Regions from separate parts of the Homo sapiens genome. Here region 2 is linked to region 1. A link is a loop called in an ENCODE intact Hi-C map of the cell type or tissue named here. Cell type or tissue: psoas muscle. All regions are shown on one strand. Links, peaks and the distances in the headings refer to the core of each region. The heading gives the core; the rest is flanking DNA.

The links. Peaks named below come from ENCODE experiments on the same cell type or tissue, not always from the same donor. Only the 100,000 strongest peaks of a DNase experiment are listed, where the experiment ranks them.
Region 2: it touches region 1 in a loop (5-fold over the local background); 2 of 110 quality-filtered maps call a loop at or near these places.

What each region holds. Positions count from the first base shown.
Region 1 is chr15:85,863,995-85,866,913 of GRCh38, reverse strand. No RefSeq gene overlaps it. Among named protein-coding and RNA genes, the nearest start is that of MIR548AP, 40 kb to the right of the region's middle. In psoas muscle, for the core only: a CTCF peak has its summit at 1,629 (motif pointing left); a DNase peak (open chromatin) is centred at 1,643.
Region 2 is chr15:86,606,907-86,609,825 of GRCh38, reverse strand. All of the region lies in intron 21 of AGBL1 (AGBL carboxypeptidase 1), which reads right to left. Among named protein-coding and RNA genes, the nearest start is that of AGBL1-AS1, 290 kb to the right of the region's middle. In psoas muscle, for the core only: no CTCF peak of the experiment used is centred there; a DNase peak (open chromatin) is centred at 1,185; H3K27ac peaks cover 718 bases.

The DNA.
Region 1 (2,919 bases), core at 289-2,788:
TATGTGTATTGCAGCTTCACTATCAACCTCATAATTATGTACAATTATTATGCCAATTTAAAATTTTTTTATTTTAAATTTTTTTTAATTTTAATGTTGAAAAAGAAGTTAGACAGCAGCCAGACCATGCAGGGCTGTGAAGGCATGGCAAGGAGTTTGGAAGCTATTCTGGGCATGGTGGGAAGCCATAGGAAGGTTTTGAGCAAAGGCATGGCCTCATCTGACTAACACTTTCAGAGCATCTCTCTGGCTGCTGCAGGGAGCGTACAGACCAGCGAGTCAAGGGAGGAGGTGGGGTGGCCGTTCAGGATTGCTGCAGGCGCAGGACAAGAATGAGTTCTCTGCCCGAGGTCTGATACCTTAGCTAGGTGTTCAAATTTAGCATCGTCAGTAATGGGACCACATGACATCATGTGCCGCCTGAAGTGATGTAACAGGAAGGATGCCAGATTGCCCTGGTAGTATTCTTGCCAAGATACTTAACCTGGATTAATAATCCAGAATCAGTAAGACAAATCCAGAGTGCTGGGCATTCTACAAAACACATGAACCGGACTGTTGAGAAATGTCAATGTCATAAAAGATCAAAAGCGGAGGAGGAGAGCTCTACAAAAAAGGTGACATGACAACTACATGAGGGTGTGATACTCAAATGGACTCTGTAGCAGGGGATTGAAAATTACTATAGGCCAGGCGAGGTGGCTCACACCTGTAATCCCAGCACTTTGGGAGGCCGCGGCAGTCGGATCATTGGAGGTCAGGAGTTCAAGAACAGCCTAGCTGACATGGTGAAACCCCATCTGTACTACAAATACAAAAAAATTAGCCAGGTGTGGTGGCACACGCCTGTAATCCCTGCTACTTGGGAGGTAGAGGCTGCAGTGAGCTGAGATCACACCACTGCACTCCAGCCTCTGCCACAGAGTGAGACTCCATCTCAAAGAAGGAAGGAAAGAAAGACAGAGAGAAAGAAAGGAAGGAAGGAAGGAAGGAAGGAAGGAAGGAATGAAGGAAGGAAGGAAGGGAAAGAAAGAAAATTATTGTAAAGAACATTGCTGGGACCGTTGGGGCAATTTAAATGTGATTATAAATTAAGTAATGTATCAATGTTAAGGTTCTTGGATATGGTGATGTTGTGGTTATATAAAGAAATGTCTTTATTCTTAGAAGACGTGTTGAATTATTGAGAGGTAAAGTGTCAGGGTGTCTGCAACTATCAAAGCTTTCATCCAGAGGAAGAGAGAGAAAGATGAAATAAATGTGGCTAAATGTGATAATTTGATGAATCCCAGTGAAGACCAAGAAGATGTTCATCTTCCAGCTTTTCTATAGGTTTGAAACTTTTCAGAGTGAAAAGTTGGGAGGATGGAAAAAGAAGTAAATAAATAAATGAATCAATTGAGTCAACAATTGAGATTCCTTTTCCCTAAGACCTTTATAAGCAGTTTGCTCACATTGATTCTGATGTGGACAGTTCTGGATGTAAAGGGGGCAGGCCTAGAATGAATGATCTTTCCTGGCGTCTTCCAGATTGCAGATGTACGTTTGGTTTGGTTTGGTTTGGTTTTTAATTTGGGAATTACAAAAGCAGCAGGGACCCTGTGCGAAGCTTGAGCGGCTGCTGCCATCTTGTGGATCTCAGCACTTCTGCAAAGTTGGAAACATATTCCAGGTCACTGCAGGCTAAGGAGCCCCCCTCCACAGCCTGGGAAGGAATGCCCTGGAGGTTAAAGGTGTAAGTACTTTTGTTAACTTCCTTCCAGAGTGAGTGACGATGCAGCCTACATCCTTCAGTGGGTTCTCTGGATGCACAGGGTCCTCCGCCTTTAAAGTCAGCAGGCCTGACAAAACTTGCATCGATTTCACTCTGCAAAATTCAGGCTAGGGAGCCATTGAGTGGGAATTTACTGACATTTGCACGCAATATTGACTTGTTGGCATTGTTTTCTTATTCATGAAGTCTCATAAAAATGATACTGGGCACTTCTGATACCAGCTTTTCAAACCTCTAATTGGTTCACAGACAAAGCTTTGAAAGCAGGTGTGGGAGGGTCACGATCAGAGACAGTGAGAAAGAGGAGGGAGTGGACTACCTTAGAAGGAGAGCGGGAGGAGGAGCCAGAAAAAAAACTAGCTTCTAGATTTTCTTTGCAGGCAGGGTGGATGTGGTAAGAAGCTCTGAGGACTTTCAGGCTAGGTGGACTTGGGTTTGCATTTCAGCACTGAGGTGCCACTTTCTGCTTGGGGCAGCTTAGACATCTCCTGGGGATTGTTATCTGAATGGTGGTGATAACACATAGGGGATTATGTTAAGGACTGAGGATGTTTTAAGGCAGCAGTTTTAAACTTGAGCAAGCCCCAGAATAATCTAAAGGGTTAAAACATAGATTTCTACCCCGACTCCTCCCCCAGAGTCTCTGATTCAGCAGGTCCCAGGTGGTCCCAAGCATCTGCATTTCTTTTTTTTTTTGAGACAGAGTCTGGCTGTGTTGCCCAGGCTGGAGTGCAATGGCAAGATCTCGGCTCACTGCAACCTCTGCCTCCCGTGTTCAAGCAATTCTCCTGCCTCAGCCTCCCAAGTAGCTAGGACTACCGGCACATGCCACCATGCCCAGCTAATTTTTGTATTCTTAGCAGAGATGGGGTTTTGCCATGTTGGCCAGGCTGGTCTTGAACTCCTGACCCCAAGTGATCCTCCCACCTCTGCATTTCTAATAAGTTCCCAGGCAGCGCTGATGCTGCAGGTCTGGTTACCATGCTTTGAGAACCATTGTTTTAAGGACTAAAATGGCATAAACATATGGTAAGCATGGGGTAGGTAGTCAACAATCAATCAGACCTCTGCCTGACACTTCCCAGGGCTCCTTCCAACACACCCCCTTTGAGTAGGCACAAGCATTTCTGAGACTGAGTATATCT
Region 2 (2,919 bases), core at 115-2,614, 740 kb before region 1:
TGTTATGAGTACCTGGGTTGTTTTGCTTTGCTTTGTTTTTCCTACAAGAGTATGTCGTTTACAAATCTTTTTCCCCCCTAACTTTTTGAGAAAGCATGCATTGTTCACCTGGCTATTGTAACAATTCTCACATGACCTCTGTTTGTTATGCCAAGTTATTTGTTAGAATAAATGGATTTTTTAACAAGAAGTTTTCACGAGAATGAGGTGTTTGGGGGAGACAATGCAATGTGTCCTATGATTGAGTTCTATAACCTGGATCGACTAAAACGGTATTAAACCCAAGAATAGGTCAACACAAATTAACTCCTAGAACTACACATACCCTACCCCACAGGTGCCAATACTCCCTACCACAGCTACTGATATAGAAAGCAGTAAATGAAGTGTGCATCAGCCCAGGCACCAGACTTCTCTGCCCTCAGCTGTGATTCTCAGCTTTGGTATCTGAAACATCATTTGATGGCTGGTGACCTTTGAGTCTCAGCAACCTAGCAACTTCTGCTTCCTAGGATTTCTGGTCTGAATTCCTCCTCCTTTCTGATTTTCTTGTGTGTGTTCTCTTTCCATCTCTTCCTACTTTGCAGAGCCTGAGATCTAGTACTCCTCAAGAGGAAGGCTGGTTTCCTCAATCTTTATCCATATACAGGCAGTAACACCTTCAAGGATGTATCTCTCTGTCTGGGTTTGTGTGGGTTGGATCAGACAGCAGGTAGAAAGGGAGTGTAATATGCATTCACAAGAGCCAACCCGCACAGTTTAGCTAAATATGTTTGGAAGCAAAAAAGTCACGTACTTTAAAATTATGCAAAGTGTGCTTCCCGTGTCATATTCCACATAGCCACCTTGTGTTTGCCAAGATGCAGTTTCTTGTCAGCAAGTCACTAGCGATGCAAACCCAACTGGAGCAAAAATCACCAACTTGGAAGCCCTGTGATAGGCCAGATCTCATTTATAGATATGTTTCATGATGCTCACAGGGTCCAAACTCATTGCCAACATTTGAAAATTAGGAGATTTTACATTAAATTCAGATTTCCAGCTTCCCTTGAAAAATCAGAAGATCTGACTTGAGCCCACATTTTGGTATGCAGCAACTGACTGACACTGAATAGCAGCTGTTCTTTTCAATGGGCAGAGTTCTCCGGTATGCTGCCGTCATCCTGCCTGGATACCTGCCAGGTCTCTGCTGGTGAATCCTGCAGCTCAGCATCATGTCGTATATAGTGGTCTCTCAGGGAAGGCAGTTCAAGGCCTCCTTTGCTTTGCCTCTACCACTTTATGCCTCTCAGGACCCAAGCATTTTACTTTTCAGTGAGAAGGTTGCAAGGCTATTCAGTTTGAGCCACATTTCTCTGCATAGTGTCTTATCAACAGAGAAAAAAGAACGTTGTGTTTAGGCAAATATTCTTGCTTGCTCTTGCATTCCCCTACTTTAAAAATCTAAGATTGGAAAGTGAATTTGGGGAAAAGGACAAAGAGCAGTCCCTCTTCTCTGCTTTGGTTCTAGCTCGAGCCTGTGTCTAACCAAGGCAAAGAAAGTCTTGCCCTAACATAGTAGAGATTATTGTAGTTTGTGACCAAAACCTTGTAGTGATATTTCTGGTGTTTCTCTCCAGAAACACCTGAACTGCAGGATGAGAAAGGGATAAAGCTGTTCTGGATCTCAGATAATATATCCACATACTAGCAGGATTATAAAATACTGGTTTTAAAAATACTGCATTAAAAACAAATGATGTCACTGTTGTGTCATTACTTGGTGTTAAAGCACTTGTAAATACTAATGAAAATGCAGGCGCAGAAAGAAGATAAGACTTGGTTTCAAAGTGGTCCTCCAGCTTAGCAATACATGTTTCTCTTATGGTTTATAGATATCATCTCAAATAAAATAATAATTCATAAACCTTTGACAATATGTCCATGCACTGCCTGCCTAGACTTTCCTTACCCCAGCTTGAGAAACACAAAATTTGCATAACAGTTGTTCCTCTATAGCACATTCCCCTTGAGACATCAGAAATCAAAAAAGCAAAGCACATCTTAAAACTCAACAATAAGAAAATAACCCAATTTTTAAAAGGGCAAATGACCTGAACAGGCACCTCACTAAAAAAGATATATACATGTCAAAAAGGCTTACAAAAAGATGTTCAACATAGTAAGTCATTAGGGAATTACAACTCAAGCAACAGTGAGATACCACTACACACCCAGTAAAATGGCCAAAATATAAAACACCAAATGCTGGTAAGGATATGGCGTAGAGGGAACTCTCACTCATTGCTGCTGGGAATGCAAAATGCCACAGCCACTTTGAAAGACAGTTTGGTGGTTTCCTACAAAATCAAACATACTCTTACCATAGGATACAGTAATCCCATTCCTTGCCATTTACCCAAATGAGTTGAAATTGTATGTCCACACAAAAACCTGCTCACAAATGTTTAAAGCATTCATTCAAGAGGAGGTTCATTCAAGAGAATGAACCAAGCACATCAAAGATTTGGAAAGTAAAAAGGGCTTGAAATAGAAACCCCAATTGGCTTCCAATCCCCAGATGCACCTGATTCATGATAGCTAAAGCTTGGAAGCAATCAAAGTGTCCTTCACTAAGTGAATGGATACATACACTGTGGTACCTCCAGATAATGGAATGTGTAGTGTGAAAAACAAGTCAGCTATCAAGCCATAAAAAGAAATGGAGGAACTTTAAATATATATTGCTAAGTGAAAGAAGCCAATCTGAAAAGGCTTCATACTGTATCATTCCAACTATATGACATTCTGGAAATGGCAAAACTATGGAGAGAGTTTTTAAAATTCAGTAATTTCCACCAAGGGAAAGAAGGAAGGATGAGTAGGGGAAGCACAGGGGATCTTTAAGGCAGTAAAACGACTCTATATGACACTACAACA